Regions from separate parts of the Homo sapiens genome. Here all the other regions are linked to region 2. The links are chromatin contacts, found by Hi-C or POLR2A ChIA-PET in ENCODE. All regions are on one chromosome and are shown on one strand. Each heading gives the region's core, a stretch centred on a gene start or an enhancer-like site at or near the end of the contact. The rest is flanking DNA. Distances are from core to core; before and after follow the strand shown.

Region 1 (4,588 bases), core at 842-3,341, 210 kb before region 2:
GCAGCCTGGGCGACAGAGCAAGACTCCGTCTCAAAAAAACAAACAAACAAAAAAAAACCCACATAAAATAAAGCGATTCTAAGGAGATTTCCTACCGAATGAAAGAAACTGTGTAATATTCTCTTCACTTAAGATTACATTTCTGCTGTATTCGAAAAAAACAAAGTAACGCCGAATGGGCAGTCCTGATTTTCCAAACCAAGTATCCAAGTATCACAATCAACAAAATCATTTGCTTCCTTTCCTACCTGACCCTTAACACACCACTGCGTGTCCTATCCCAGGAGAATTTCAGTCCCTAAGTAAACACACTAAGTACTCTGTAGCTAAAACTGGAGCATGGAAGTCTTGTAGTACAATCAACTTGATGGATGACTGCTTTCCTAATACTGTAGGGAAGTTTACATGATGAACCAGTGAAGAAATGTGGAGGTAGGCTAAAGAGGGTATGGCCAGTAGGGGTCCTGAAAGGGAAGCTCCTAATTTGCAAAAAGGAAGAGAAAAGGCAGTAGAATCATAGGAAATTCCTTGTACCCTAATTGCCACTGCTTTTTGGTTGTTTTTTTTTTTACAACAACCTAATTTATTAAACAATCTTTAAAACATCAAGAAGTAGATCTGTATAACTCCTTTAAGAAATGAGAACAGGAGAGAGTTTAGAAAGTCATTTGCTTCCACTTGCTTCCCGTTCAGTCTCTGCTACAGCAAAACACAAGTTTGAAAGATTCAAGAAGTAGGAAAAGATAGAATGTAACAGAAGAATGCCAGAAGTCATTAGTGGTCTATTAAGTACCAGAATATAACTGGAATTCTCTAAACTGTGGAGAAGATACATATTTTGTTAAATATCAAAGAATCTGTCTGTAAACCACCCCTCAAGCAAAAATATATGTTTAATCAAGCTTATACAGTGCAATAACCACACATATCTGGAATTTCAAATGCTTTCTTTAAAAATATTCACCCACCATACATTCTCATTCCATCCAAAATTGTTCTTTAAATTCCTGAAGACACAGACACACACACACTTTAACTTCATGTAAATCTCGCCCTTCTTGTTCGCATACCCTGAAGAAAAGAATAAACACCTCAAGATGCTCTCTCCTCTTGTTCATACCCTAAAAGAACACTCGGAAAGAAGCAAATGGAGTTCAGAATGAAGAAAGAAGGCAACAGAATAAAGGAGAACAAAACCAGAGACCCTATCGGGGAGTCACGTTATTCTTGGAAAATATCATCTCCGTTCCTTCTCCAAGCCCAAAGGCCAGACAGCACTGGCGCAATACCATCCCTGTCCAAAGCGCTAACGAGTTGCCAACTAATCCCTCAAGGTGTCCCCCAACCTCCTCACCTCATCAGCGCTCAGCTCCTCCATCGCTTTCCTCTTAATGGTGAAAGGCGTTAAGGAGAGATCCTTCTGTTCTCGAGACCACGGCGGGAGGAAGGAGAGTGGAAGGTGTCTATCAGGCTGTCTGGTCCCCCGAATGGGGGAGGTTTCAGAATTGCATAGTCAGAGGTTAAAAAATAAGAACACGAGAGGCACTAAACTGCCTTGGCTTCGGTCACTCCAGTCGCCCCACAGACTACTACAGCCGCTTGTTCCCTGAGCAGCCTCCTTTGGCCGCCACTGCTGCTGCTACAGGGTTGTCTTAAGGCGCCACTTATTACCCTCTGCTTCCCAGGTTACCCAGCTAGGCAGCGCGGTCTCCAGTTCGTCTCGTGCCCCGAGCCTGCTGTTTCTTCGTGATAGTGGCGCGGTAGCTGCGTTCCTACAGCAGATCCTGCTCTCCTTCCTACCCTTTGCTCCTGGCGGGAACTGGTCGACTGCAGAGTGGATACCCCGAGGTAAGGCGACCCCACAGCCGTCCTGGCAGAGCCCAGCACTGTAAGGGAAGCCCCTCCCCTCCCAAAGCAGGCCGGCCACGCCCCGCCTCCACGCCGGAGCCCGGGTAGGGGGGAGGGGGAGGATGGGATGCGCGTAGCTCTCGCTGGAAGAGTAAATCCTCCTACCCCTCCACCCCTACTCTTTCCCCCTCGCCCCACCAAGTATTATTCATCAAAACAACAGGGCGGCCATCTTTGAAAGGGATCACGTGACCCCCGTCAGGGAGGCGGGGCTTCTGGCGCCGGGACGTGGCAGCCAATAGGCCGCGGGCGCCGCGCCGCCGAGTTCCTCTCGCCTGCGTCCTCTCCCCGCCTCCGTCCCACCCCGTCCCGCGCAGCCGCGCCGGACGTGGGGAGGGGCAAAGGGAGGCTGGCGGCTGGGCGGGGCGTTGCCACGGCGACCGCGCTGGGGCTGCGGGCGCGGCGGGCCTGAGCCAGGTAGGCTGGCAAGGGGAGGGACGACTCCCAGACTCGCGTCGGGGAAGATCCACCAGAAGGTGGCGCTGGCCCGCGGCCCGGGGGCCCGCCGCGCCTCCGTTGTTCCCAATCGCCTGCTTTTCTGTGACTTGGGGGCCTAGAAACACCTCATCGCTCCCACTGGACTGTGCGCGCCCGCCGCCTAAGCGAGGGAAAAGAAAACGGAAAACGTCTCCTTGACCCCGGGAGCGTGATCTACCGTATTGAGCGCTCATTTTCTGAAACATCTGCCACACACTCTTCCACCTCCTCCAGGAAAGCCCAGTTGGAAGAAAACTCGAACACAAGAACTCCCATTCATTTTATTTTACCTTGGCCTTTTAGAGATACTTCCTGGGTTTTTTTTTTTTTAAGTGTGTTCAAAAAGTATTGGTAAAATTTGAAAGTATAAATGGATGAGAGACCCAAATCACTGAATTGTACACAGCAAATGCAAGGAAGACGTTTGGAGTCAGTGGGGGAAAACCATCCTCCGGTGCACAAGAATACAAATATTTGGCCGGGCGCGGTGGCTCACGCCTGTAATCCCAGCACTTTGGGAGGCCGAGGCGGGCGGATCACGAGGTCAGGAGATCGAGACCATCCTGGCTAACACGGTGAAACCCCGTCTCTACTAAAAAATACAAAAAATCAGCCAGATGTGGCGGCGGGCGCCTGTAGTCCCGGCTACTCGGGAGGCTGAGGCAGGAGAATGGCGTGAACCCGGGAGGCGGAGCTTGCAGTGAGCCGAGATCGCGCCACTGCACTCCAGCCTGGGCGACAGAGCGCGACTCCATCTCAAAAAATATATATATATGTATGTATATATATATTTATAAAATATAAATCTAAGTTGAGCGATCAAAGTAACAGTACCATGAAATTCCAGATTTTGCCGCTGACGAAGACTATAAGTGGATTGGATGGCTCACTAAGCCATAAAGACTGCATTCCAGAATTAAGAGTTACAATGTATTTGCTACATGCTTAAAATAGGAACCTGACTACTAGATATGTAAGGAATTTGTGAGTAAAAATATGTAAGGAATTTGTGAGTAAAAATAAATCACTGCTGGCTTTGCATATTATCTGCTCTCCAGGAAAGGAATTCTGTGTAAGCCAGAACTTGAACCCCTGGTGACATTGATGTTAAAAGTTTACTTTTTTTAACCTCATTATTGCCATCTAATTTACATACCATACAATTCACCCAATTAAGGTGTACAGTGGTTTTATTATGTTCACAGTTCAGTCATCCTCACTGTCCAATTTCAGAACATTTTCATCATCCCAAAAAGAAACCCTCAAAGCCATTAACAGTCACTCCCGGGCTGGGCGCAGTGGCTCACGCCTGTAATCCCAGCCCTTTGGGAGGCCAAGGCGGGTGGATCAAGAGGTCCGGAGTTTAAGACCAGCCTGGCCAAGATGGTGAAATACAAAATACAAAAATTAGAAGGGCGTGGTGGCGGGCACCTGTAATCCCAGCTACTTGGGAGTCTGAGGCAAAGAATTGCTTGAACCCGGGAGGCAGAAGTTGCAAGGAGCCGAGATCGTGCCACTGCACTCCAGCCTGGGCAACAGAGCGAGACTCCGTCACAAAAAAAAAAGACTCCTGCAGGATAACTACCTTCTGTCTTGGTGAATTTGCCTATTCTGGACATTTCACATCAGTGGAGCAATACACCGTGTGGCCTTTGGGGTTTGGCTTCCTTCACTTAGCATATGTTTTCAAGGTTCACGCATATTGTAGCATATATCTGTACTTCATTTCTTTAATGCCAAATGTATCACTGTATTGCTGTAGCGCATTTTGTTTATCAATTCATAGTGATATTTGGGTTGTTTCCACCTTTTGACAATTATGAGTAATGCTGCTATAAACATTCATGTACAAGTGTTTGTTTGGACATATGTTTTTATTTTTATTCCTTTTAGGCATATACCTAGGAGAGGAATTGCAGGATTACATGTTTGACTTTTTGAGAAACTGTCAAACTGTTTTCCAAAGCAGCTGCACTGCCACCAGCAATGTGTGAGGGTTCTAACTTCTCTACATCTCTACCAACAATGGTTTTTGTCTGTCTTTTTTATTGTAGCCACACCAGTAGATGTGAAATGGTATCTCTTTGTGGTTTTGTTTTTCATTTTCCTAGGAGCTAATGATGTTGAACATCTGCTTAGGTTTATCTTCTTTGGACAAATACCTATTCATTCATATTCTCTGTTCTTTTTTTTTTTTTTTTTT
Region 2 (4,778 bases), core at 1,251-3,750:
AACACATTAAATTTCCCCTTTTGGCATCATCAGTCTATGGACTGAAAACATAGTTCTGAGATTATACCTTTCCGATTTTATGTTTTGCAAATCTCGAAGGTCCCTGGAAATCTACAGGGTACATCTTTTTTCACCCTCTGAGATGTGAGCTCCATAATAATAAAACCTAACTCAGCAATTCATTGAGTTCATCACTATTTATTGAGTACCTACTCTGATCGCTGGTATACTAGAAGCACAGAAGCCTTCTTCTTGAAGGGAAAAAGAAACTCATGTATCTAGAAACACCAGGCTCTATGTGGCACTTTCATTTATTTGCCACATAAAGCCTGGTATTTCTAGATCTATGTGGCATCATTTCATTTAATTCTCACAACTCTAAGAAGTACATATTGTTCCATTTCGCAGGTGAGGAGATTCTGAAAGTTCCATAACCTGGCCAAGGTCGTTTGCATTTGCAGAGGCCAGCACTGAAGTCCAGTCCCGTCTGACTAGACCATCTGGGTCCTTCCCACTAGAATACAGTGGGGAGGAGAAAAGGACACTGATGGATTAGTCAGTCGACAGCACAGGCAGCAGATTATAAAGCTGAACTGTTTGGTTAGAGCAGCTCGGGGCTGGAGAGGGAGGGCTGGCAGGAGGACTTCCTGAAGGAGACAGCCCAGAAGCTCCTTGTAAGGACCTGAGGCTTGGGTATGGGTGGAGGAGGAAGTGTGATGTTGGCCCTGGGAGGGGAATGAATAAGAAGAGACAGTGGCAGACAGCATGCCCTGAGGTCAGCTGGGTGGAGGATGGGAAGCCCAGCAGAGATGTCTGGACCTGACGAGGTGGCAGCAGGGAGGCACTCACTGAGTTTATAACTCCAGGAGGGGCAGAAGCAATGGCAACACCCGTCACCAGGGGAGAGGATGACTCAAAGCCTTGGCTGGAAGGAGTGGTGGGTGTGGCTTGGAGCCTGCCCGGGCCAGGCAGGTGCTTTGGGAAGGGTCCAGCCAAGGAGAGTCCGGTCTTCCTCCACGCAGGGGAGGGGGAGCAGGGGAAGGAAGGAGAGACATTAACAAGATGGAATCTGTAGGCTTTGGTGCAGGACGCTTACGGGGAACACGGCTCAGGGAGTTGGATTCCAGATTGCTTTTGAAGCCTTCCCCAGGTCACATCACACCGCTGTTCCCAGCCGTTCCAGGTCTTCCTGTTGACTGTAGGATCAAGTCCATTCCCCCAATCTGACCTCAGTCTACGTTTTTGGGCTCTTTGCCCACTAGTCTCCTAAATAAGTCCTCTGCGCCCCACAAACCAGTCTCCACCCAGCCTCCAGTGCTGCCAGCCTCCTCCACCCCCACCTGGAGCAGTGACATTCATGGATAGCTCCTCCAGCGGTCTCGAAAAATGAACATTTTAGGGTTCCACTTTTTGCTGTTGGTGTCCCCCTAATGCGAACATCCTGTCCTTGAGGGCTGATTCTTTTTACAATAGTTGTCCCAACGGGGGAAGTCATTTCACCTTTCTGACTTAGTTTCCTTATCTGCAAAATGGAGCCAGTAGTGTCTCATAGGGTACAGTGCCTGCACACACGCCCATCCACGGCTGTTCCAGGCCTTTCCTCCACTGCGGGGGGGTGCCAGGGGTCCAGAGGCGAGGAGGAGGGGGCCGCTGGACGCTGGGAAATTGGGAGGACCCCAAGATCCCTGTAGGGATCCACGGTAGAGGGGGAGGGCTTCTCTGTCCTCTCTATCCATTCGGACCTCCGCATTTCTAAGAACCAGCATCGCACCATGTCACTGAGAAAGAGCGCGCACACCAGCCGCCTTTTGAAAGTCACAAATAGATTCCTTCAGTGAATTCAGGACAGACTCCCCGGGGGCAGGTCCCGGGGCGGGAGCCGGTGTGGGTAGTGCTGCGCGGCCCTTAACTGTTTACCAGGCGCGTTTCGCTGACCTCGTCTCCTGGACCCCCTTTCGTGACCCCTCTCAACACCTCTACTGGGGAGACGAGGACCCCGAGGTTCTGGGGGGCGACGCGACCTGCCCGAAGTGACAAGGGTCCTGGGCCGCACTGCTCCGCCGGGGTCTGCGCTCCTCGGCGGAGCGGGTGGGAAGGATGAGTCCTCGGGGTGGAGAAGGAGGAGCGGGTCCCCGGGTACCGCTCACCCGGCCTTAGGAGCCCGGGAGCGCGCGTAGGGACGCGGAGTTGAGGCTCTCCATCTGCGGCCAGGGAAAGGGATACAGTCCCCCGGGCCCCTCCCGGCCGCTCGGAACCCACCCCAGGCGCGTCCCCGCGGGCGCGCGCTCCAGGCGGGGCCGACGGGCTCGGAGGCGCGCGCCCGCTGCCGGGTCCGCCGCGCGCGCTCCCTCCGCTCCTCTCCCCCGCCCCTCCCGGGCCCGCGCGCTCCCAGGGTCCGCCGCGCGCGCGCCTCGCGTCGCTCCCCATCCCCGCCCCTCCCGCCGCCACCCCGCCCCCGGCCGGGTACCCTCGCCGGACCCGAGAGAGAGCGCCGCCGCCATCTTAGTTGCTGCCGCTGCCTTCAGCAAGACGCTGCTCTGAGGCGGGGAGGGCGCCGCGTCCTGAGCGCGCGGCCCAGCGTCACGGCGGCGGCGGCGGCGGCTCCTCCTTGGACCCCCGGAGCTCCCCGCGCCGCGGAGCAGCTAGCCCCAGGCCCCTAGAGCCCCGAGAGCTCCGAGAGCTCCGCTCGGCGTCCCGCGCGCCTCCCTGCCGCTCCCGCCCCGGGCTGGCGATGCTGCGCCGCCCCGCTCCCGCGCTGGCCCCGGCCGCCCGGCTGCTGCTGGCCGGGCTGCTGTGCGGCGGCGGGGTCTGGGCCGCGCGAGGTAAGCCCCGGGGCTGGGCCGGGCCGCTGGGTCGGTGCGGGATTCGGGTCCGGGTGCAGGATTCGGGTCCCGGTGCGGGGATTCGGGTCCGGGTGCGGGAGTAGGGCCGGATGCCGGGATTCGAGCCGGGATGCGGGGAGTCGGGTCCGAGCGCAGGGAGCCGGGTCAGGGCGTGGGGTTCGGGTTGGGGGTCGGGCTCGCGGAGCCGGGGCCAGGGCGCAGGAGACTGTGGGCGCGCGCTGCAGGCGTCCCGGGGAAGCCAGGCTCCGTCCCGGGCGGGGCTCCTGAGCCTGGGCTGCCCCCACTGCAGCCCATGGTGGTGGCTGCGCTGATTTGGGGGAACGTGCAGACGGGCCGAAGGGTCAGTCCGCCCTGCTCAGCGGCGCACGCAGGCTGGGGCTGCACCCCTGGGTGAGATGCTCTGTGTACGTGTGCTCAGATGTGCATCAGGCGGGGGGTGCACGCACAGTTTTGGTGTGTGCTTACATAAGAGCCCACTCCTCCGCATCCCGTTTCCAAGATCCCGATTCTGTGTTGCTGCACCGCGGACACCACGACTTCGCCCCTTTCCGCCTCCTCCCAGAGTCCTTCAGACGTTGTCTGTTTCCAGTGGAGCCGAGGCTGAAACTTAGTGCTTCCCTCCCACCTTTTCACCCAAAGGTGAAATCGCGATGAGATTTGCGACCGCGGGCTCACCCAGTGTTAGAAATCTCCGTCTCTGCTACCCCTGGTGCCTTGGTGCTGTTTTTCTGACGGTCATTTAGACCGTGGAGGGTTAGATGTTCTCTACAAAAACGAGAAACCTCTCTGGTTTTTTAGGATTGTAGGACCGAAATTATTTTATGGCTCGGTGGGAAGTAGTATTTCTTGGCTAATTTATTATTAGCTTTTAACCTTCATCCACTTAACCTTTTAAACCTTGCATGCCTCTGCTATTGACTGGTCTTGCCAACGAAAAGCTTACGCATTGCAGATACAGTATTTGCTTCTGAGTGGATCTTGAAATCGTAAACATTTTCCTTGGCCTTAGAGCAGAGTAATCTAGGTGTAGTCTGTAGAATCTACTGTAGGCTTAAATCTGTTGTTCTGATTTTTTTTTAATCAAAAGAAATTTTGGGGAGGAGGATTGATAGAAATCTAGATGAAATGGTCATATTTGAATTTAGCAAGCTTTTTAAAAATTCTTATTTTCCCTTCCCTGGCGTGACATAAGGAGAGAAGTATGGTGTTCACGAATTAAAGGGCAGAGGCGGCAAATGCATCTTTTGTTCCATGTTCCTTTCTAAACATCGAGGATGATAAACTTTGAATACTTCTTTTATTTCATTTCTAACATTCTGTTGACTCTGTCAAATTCAGATCTTAGTCACTAAGTATCTCATTGCTGGCCATTTGATTTTTAAAAGTAACATCAAGCTAAGTTTGAAATGTTCTTTCCAGATGTGGGTTGGAGGTCTGAAACTCTAATATATCCAAGAGAAATGTCAAAAGTTTTGCTTCTCTTGGGGAAAACCCACACATTTTAAAAATATGTGCTTGGATTGGGTATTTTGGGAACAGTTTAAGTATATTTAGTCAGTGATACCATTTCTTGTTAAAATTGGTGCTTTCTTAAATAGCACCTACATTTGTTAGTCATTATTTAATTGCCTTGGTTACTTAAACAGCATACATTTCAACTTTGAATATCTTCATTACCTGAGACCGACAGAAATCTTGTGTGAAAGGTGTGTTGGCTAGTTGAGTCATTTGTAATTTGCTTTCTCTAAGTTTTTCTTGGTGCAGTTACAGTAGTTCAAGATTCTTAGTCTTCGGAATAAAGACATTTTACACATCAGTTATTCGTATGCATTTTTTTCAGGTTGCAAGTTAGAAAATGTCTTGGAATTACACGAAATGCTAATAAACAATTTCATTTTGAAATATTACAAGTGAATTTCATATGTAAATTTACAG
Region 3 (4,637 bases), core at 1,722-4,221, 140 kb after region 2:
AAGGCACTGCCACCAGAGAAACAGGAGGTCAGCACCAAAGGCTAAGGAAGAAATCCCTTCCATTGCTGACCAATTAAGTGACTGGCCAATACCCGTTACCACGACAAATTATAGTAGCTCTGGCACAGGGAAATGAGACAGGATCATAAGGAAAGCCCTTTCAAAACAGGAAAAACAAAGCCAAAAGCAGAGGGAGCCGAGAAGGAAGAGAAGGAGAGAATTCATCCTCAGGAATTCGGGTCAGGAAATAAGGAGCCAGGACAAAATCCACAAGAGGGCGGCCAGGGAGAAGGCGCTCCCCCGGGGAGGAAGCCGCAGGACCTCAGGATCTGGGTCTGCCACCCTCTAGCCCCCTTGGGCTCAAGGGCACAGCTCGGGAGGGACAGAGCGCAGGAGGCTCCGTCCCGAATAGGGGGCAGGGGGAGGGGAGGACGCGCACAGCCACTGCTGGGTCCCCGACAAGTAAACAGCCTGCCCCGAACAGGCGCGTCCTCGTGCGAAGCCCGCTGGAGGCCTCACGGATCCCATCAAGGGCGGCAGCGGAGAAACCTGGGATTCCTGACCCCCGGGGGGCACAAAAGGAAGCAACCAGATTAGGAGAGGAGAGCGTCGCGCGGCCCATAGCTGAGAATCCCACCGCGAACGCAACCCCCTGCCTCGGCCCCCCAAGCCCCCACGGCCCCGGACCCCTGATCGCCTCCACCGACCCTGCCCACCCCGCCCCAGGCGGACAAAGCCCGGGGCTGGGCGGGGTGGGACGCCCGGCGGGGCTGGGGGCGGGGCACGGGGACCCCGCAGACGCCCGCACAGGTGGGCTCCGTACCGGGTGTCGCTGCCGGGGGCGGGGCCCGATCTCCCTGGAGACAGTTGCCCAGGGGACACAGCGGGCGGGTCCCGGAGTGACGGGAAGACGCCAGCCTCCGGGCAGCGGCGCGGGGCCGGCGGGGGCCGGAGGGCAGGCCCGCCGCGCGAGGTGCAGGCAAGCGGGGCTCGGCGGAGGGGCGCGGCCCGGGGCGGGGCTGGGACTACTGGCAGGCGGGGCGGGGCGCCGGCTGGGGGCGGGGCGTCCTCGGGGCTGGGGCGGGGCCGGGGCCGGCGGCGGCGCGGGCACCGTCGGCAAATTCTCACACCCCCAGCCGGGAGAAGCGCCCGAGCTCACACGGGCGGCGGAGAGAGGAGTGGACGCTGCAAATCCTCCCCGACCCCCGCTGTTCTCGCCCGGAGGCCCAGGACGCTGCCAGGCGGGGCCCTTGGGGTTCGCACCCTGAGCCCCAGAGCAGCCGCGGGACCCCGACGGCGCGCGCACGCTGGCTCTGGCCTAGGTTTCACCTTACAATCAATAAATAGAAAGCGCCACCTGCAAAGCAAGGGAGGGCTGGTCGTCCACCAAACTGCTTTCCGCTCCCCGCTTTGCAAGGCATCCGCAGAAAGGGCGGGGTACTGGACCCAGGTCACAGAGCCGGAGCCAGACTCACTCGAGTAATTGGCCAGCCCGGGCTCTGGGCTCAAATCCAGCCTGCTGGCTGTTCCCTAGCTGATGGGCCTTTCCATCGGGGGTTCCCTTATATGTGAGATTTAGAAAATAAATGAGTGTACCTAGCACTTTCACTAATGCATCTATCCATTACAACGGGCGGTGTGCGTGCAGTAACAACACCGAGACAATCCTTGTCCCGCACTTAAAAAAAACTCTGGGCGCTCCAGTGTTTTTGTTTTTGAGACAGGGTCTTGCTCTGTTGCCCTGGCTGGGGTGCAGTGGTGCGATCATAGCTCACTGTAGCCTCTACCTCTCTGGCTCAATCGATCCTCTCACCCCAGCCTCCCGTGTAGCTGAGACCTCAAGTGCGCACCACCTCACTCAGCTAATTTTTTAAAATTTTTTGTAGAGGCGGGGGTCTAACTATGTTGCCTACGCTGGTCTCGAACTCCTGGGCTCAAGCCATCCTACCGCGTCAGCCTCCCAAAGTGCTCGGCCAGGCGCTCCAGTTTTTATCCAGGCATCTACACTGTAAGATAGATGTTGTTCTCCCTTGGTTGTAAGTGGGGAAGCCGAAGCTAGGCGGGCAGGGACTCTCACCCTCACGTACTCACACAAACACTGTCTGCACAGCCTCTTGGGCAGAGCTAGCGCTGGCACCAGTTTAGTTTGGTGCTGAAACCATACCCCTCTTGCTCTGCAAGAGCCCATCTCCCCTTAGAATATTCTTTCGGGTCCACAGCCCAAGACAAACCTTTGCCACAGGGGAACGCAGAGGAGGAAGCGGGGTGCGAGCACCAGAATCAGCCCTGGCGTGTCCCGCGGGGTGGTAGAAGGTGGTTTGAAGAACACTCCTTGGTGGTCCTAATTGCTGCACGTGAGGTCAAGGCAGGGCCGCCCATCCCAGGCAGATGAGCTCCAGGAGCCTTCCTCGTGCCTGAGAAGACGGCAAGGAGAAAACACTGCCGGCTGGAAGCCCTCGAGAATCTCGAAGAAGCCCAGAATGAAAGGACCAGGCGGCCGGGACTCGGAGCTCCCTAGCCAGGGCGCGCGCAGCCAGGCCTGACGCTTCCCTCCGCCCTCGGCGGCCTCTGCGTCCTCCCAGCACCCGGCAGCCTTGCCAGGGGTCCCGGATGCCCAGAGCACCCCCCAAGGAGGAGAGAGAAGAGAGGGAGTCCAGGATGAGAAGACGGGGGGCCAGGGTGGGAGGGGACACTCCTCTTCCCTGGCCGTCCCTAGAAGTCACACACAGACATTCACTCAAAAAGACACGCATGCAGATGCGCACACACAGACACAGGCGCAATCATGTAAACGGACACACAGAGACCACAGACGCTCGTGCTCATACACGCGCTCTCGCTCTTCACACCCTGCACCAGGTGGGCACTCACCCGCCCGCACCCTGGCTGTGCTTTCACAGATCCCGGGAGAGGGCGGAGCCCGGGCCGGGGGCTGGAGACCGCCCCCGGCCCCGCCCCCACGCCCTCCCATCTCTCCCTCCTTCCTGCCGTCCCCCGCCTGAGGGAGGGGAGCGGTGCAGCAGACATCCGAGGGCAGCTGGGACCCCCTGACTCAGCCGACGGGTGAGTCAGGCTCCCTGCAGGCCACACCGGACCCCCCCAGGGCGGGGATTTCCCCAAGATGAGAAATCAGCCACCGGAAGTCACGCCGGACCTTGGACGGGCAGACAGAGGCTGGGAGGAGTTCTGGGTGCAGAGCCCCCCAACCTGGTAAGTACAATGATCCCAGGGCTAGGACACCAACGAGATTTTCCAAAGGGCAGACGAGCTTCAGCGGTTCCTCCACCCCCATTCCCCACGTGTGGGAGCCCTCCTCCCTAGCGGCCCCGTCCTGCAATCGTCCCCCTGCGCGAAGACTTCCGTTTATCTCCAGCATGGATGGAGGGAAAGTCAAGCTCAAACACAAGGTCCCCATCAGCAATGGAACCCAATGATCCGCTGGGGGTTCAAATTGGGGGTGTCAGGCACGGGTGTCTCTGGAGCCCAGAGAAAAATCCAAGATTCTTTGAAATGGCAAAAGCCCCCAAAAGTGACTTTCTTGTATTGCCACGATGAACTGGAACTGCCCTGACAAACTCTAAAAAGATAGAGACCTTAATAAATTGTGTAGAGAAGAATTAAAAGAGTGAATACAGATGCATGGAAAATCTCTAGAACAGTGCCTGGCACTCATATTAAGTATTGGCTCTCACACATGGATAACAGACACAAGGAGACCAAGTGACTTGCCCCAGGTGGCACAACTAGTTAGTGGCAGAGATGGAGGAAAAACCAGTCTCTGATTCTTTGTTCACAGCTCAGGTACCTTCAGTCCTTTCTGAAATTAAGTGAGAGTATAAATAAAGTCATTTAGTGGATAAATGAATTTTACCACTGTTAAATATCAGAGTAGACCTGGCACAGTGGCTCACGCCTGTAGTCCCAGCACTTTGGGAGGCCAGGGCAGGAGGATCACTTGAGCCCAGGAGTTCAAGACCAGCCTGGGCCACACAGTGAGACCCCCGTCTCTATTTTAAAAAGAAAAGAAAAATCAGAGTAAATTAAGGCGGGCACGGTGGCTCACGCCTGTAATCTCAGCACTTTGCGAGGCCGAGGTGGGAGGATCATTTAAGGCCAGGAGTTTAAGAACAACCTGGGCAAAACAGTGAGACCTCGTCTCTACTAAAAAAAAAAAAAAAAGAAAATTAGCCTGGCATGGTGGCATTTGCCTGTAGTCCTAGCTACTTAGGAGGCCAAGGGAGAAGGATTGCTTGGCCCAGAAGTCTGCGGTGAGCTATGATGGAGCCAAGAAATTAGATTCCTGCTCCTCTACTTGCTACTAAAAGGGCCAATCCTCTTGTTAAATCCCAAAACATAAGGCAGGAAACCAAATGAGCCTCTGCTCCCACTCATTGGAGCCCTTGTTCCCTTCAAGGAGCCCTAGAAGATGGAAGAGTATTTGCTGCATCAGTCACTTCTCCCTCTCCTGACACTTTGTGATGTGTGATTTCATCACACTTTTGCTGTGATGAAATCTCAGCTTCTCCCAAATGCTCACCAATATCCTAGCCTCCAACCTGGCTGGAATTCTGCTATTCTCTTTCTAACTCAAATTGGCATTCAGCATTTCTAGGTGTGGTCAGGTAAGACACCACTGC

Evidence for each region. A loop is a pair of places that touch in the nucleus more often than their neighbours do. ChIA-PET counts read pairs that join two places held with the same protein, here RNA polymerase II (POLR2A). Pooled maps may share reads with other maps.
Region 1: a loop to region 2 is called in a map of gastrocnemius medialis, with 14 times the contacts of the local background. The contact joins the promoter of UBE4B here to the promoter of CLSTN1 in region 2. A Hi-C loop is called at or near these places in 6 of 168 maps with a recorded cell type or tissue (CD4-positive, alpha-beta memory T cell, CD8-positive, alpha-beta T cell, OCI-LY7 and 3 more), 5 of 37 single-sample maps with no recorded cell type and 16 of 50 pooled maps. POLR2A ChIA-PET finds 5 or more read pairs at or near these places in 3 of 52 experiments (GM12878, PC-3 and activated T-cell).
Region 3: a loop to region 2 is called in a map of gastrocnemius medialis, with 10 times the contacts of the local background. The contact joins the promoter of PIK3CD-AS2 here to the promoter of CLSTN1 in region 2. A Hi-C loop is called at or near these places in 2 of 168 maps with a recorded cell type or tissue (gastrocnemius medialis and sigmoid colon) and 9 of 50 pooled maps. POLR2A ChIA-PET finds 5 or more read pairs at or near these places in 6 of 52 experiments (A549, HCT116, HEK293 and 3 more).

The regions. Positions count from the first base shown.
Region 1 is chr1:10,030,461-10,035,048 of GRCh38, reverse strand. It overlaps UBE4B (ubiquitination factor E4B), which reads right to left and starts at 2,091. Exons shown (of 28, transcript NM_001105562.3): 1 at 1,355-2,091. The coding sequence starts at 1,378. RefSeq lists enhancers at 1,224-1,273, 1,665-2,319 and silencers at 1,834-2,053, 2,084-2,473.
Region 2 is chr1:9,821,687-9,826,464 of GRCh38, reverse strand. It overlaps CLSTN1 (calsyntenin 1), which reads left to right and starts at 2,500. Exons shown (of 19, transcript NM_001009566.3): 1 at 2,500-2,822. The coding sequence starts at 2,732. RefSeq lists enhancers at 790-849, 1,910-2,626 and silencers at 2,239-2,298, 2,319-2,368, 2,539-2,688, 2,699-2,778.
Region 3 is chr1:9,685,908-9,690,544 of GRCh38, reverse strand. It overlaps PIK3CD-AS2 (PIK3CD antisense RNA 2), which reads left to right and starts at 2,971. Exons shown (of 2, transcript NR_126367.1): 1 at 2,971-3,210. The region is part of intron 1 of PIK3CD (phosphatidylinositol-4,5-bisphosphate 3-kinase catalytic subunit delta); the gene reads right to left. RefSeq lists enhancers at 1-242, 243-926, 3,047-3,216 and silencers at 771-1,330, 2,337-2,531, 2,857-2,996.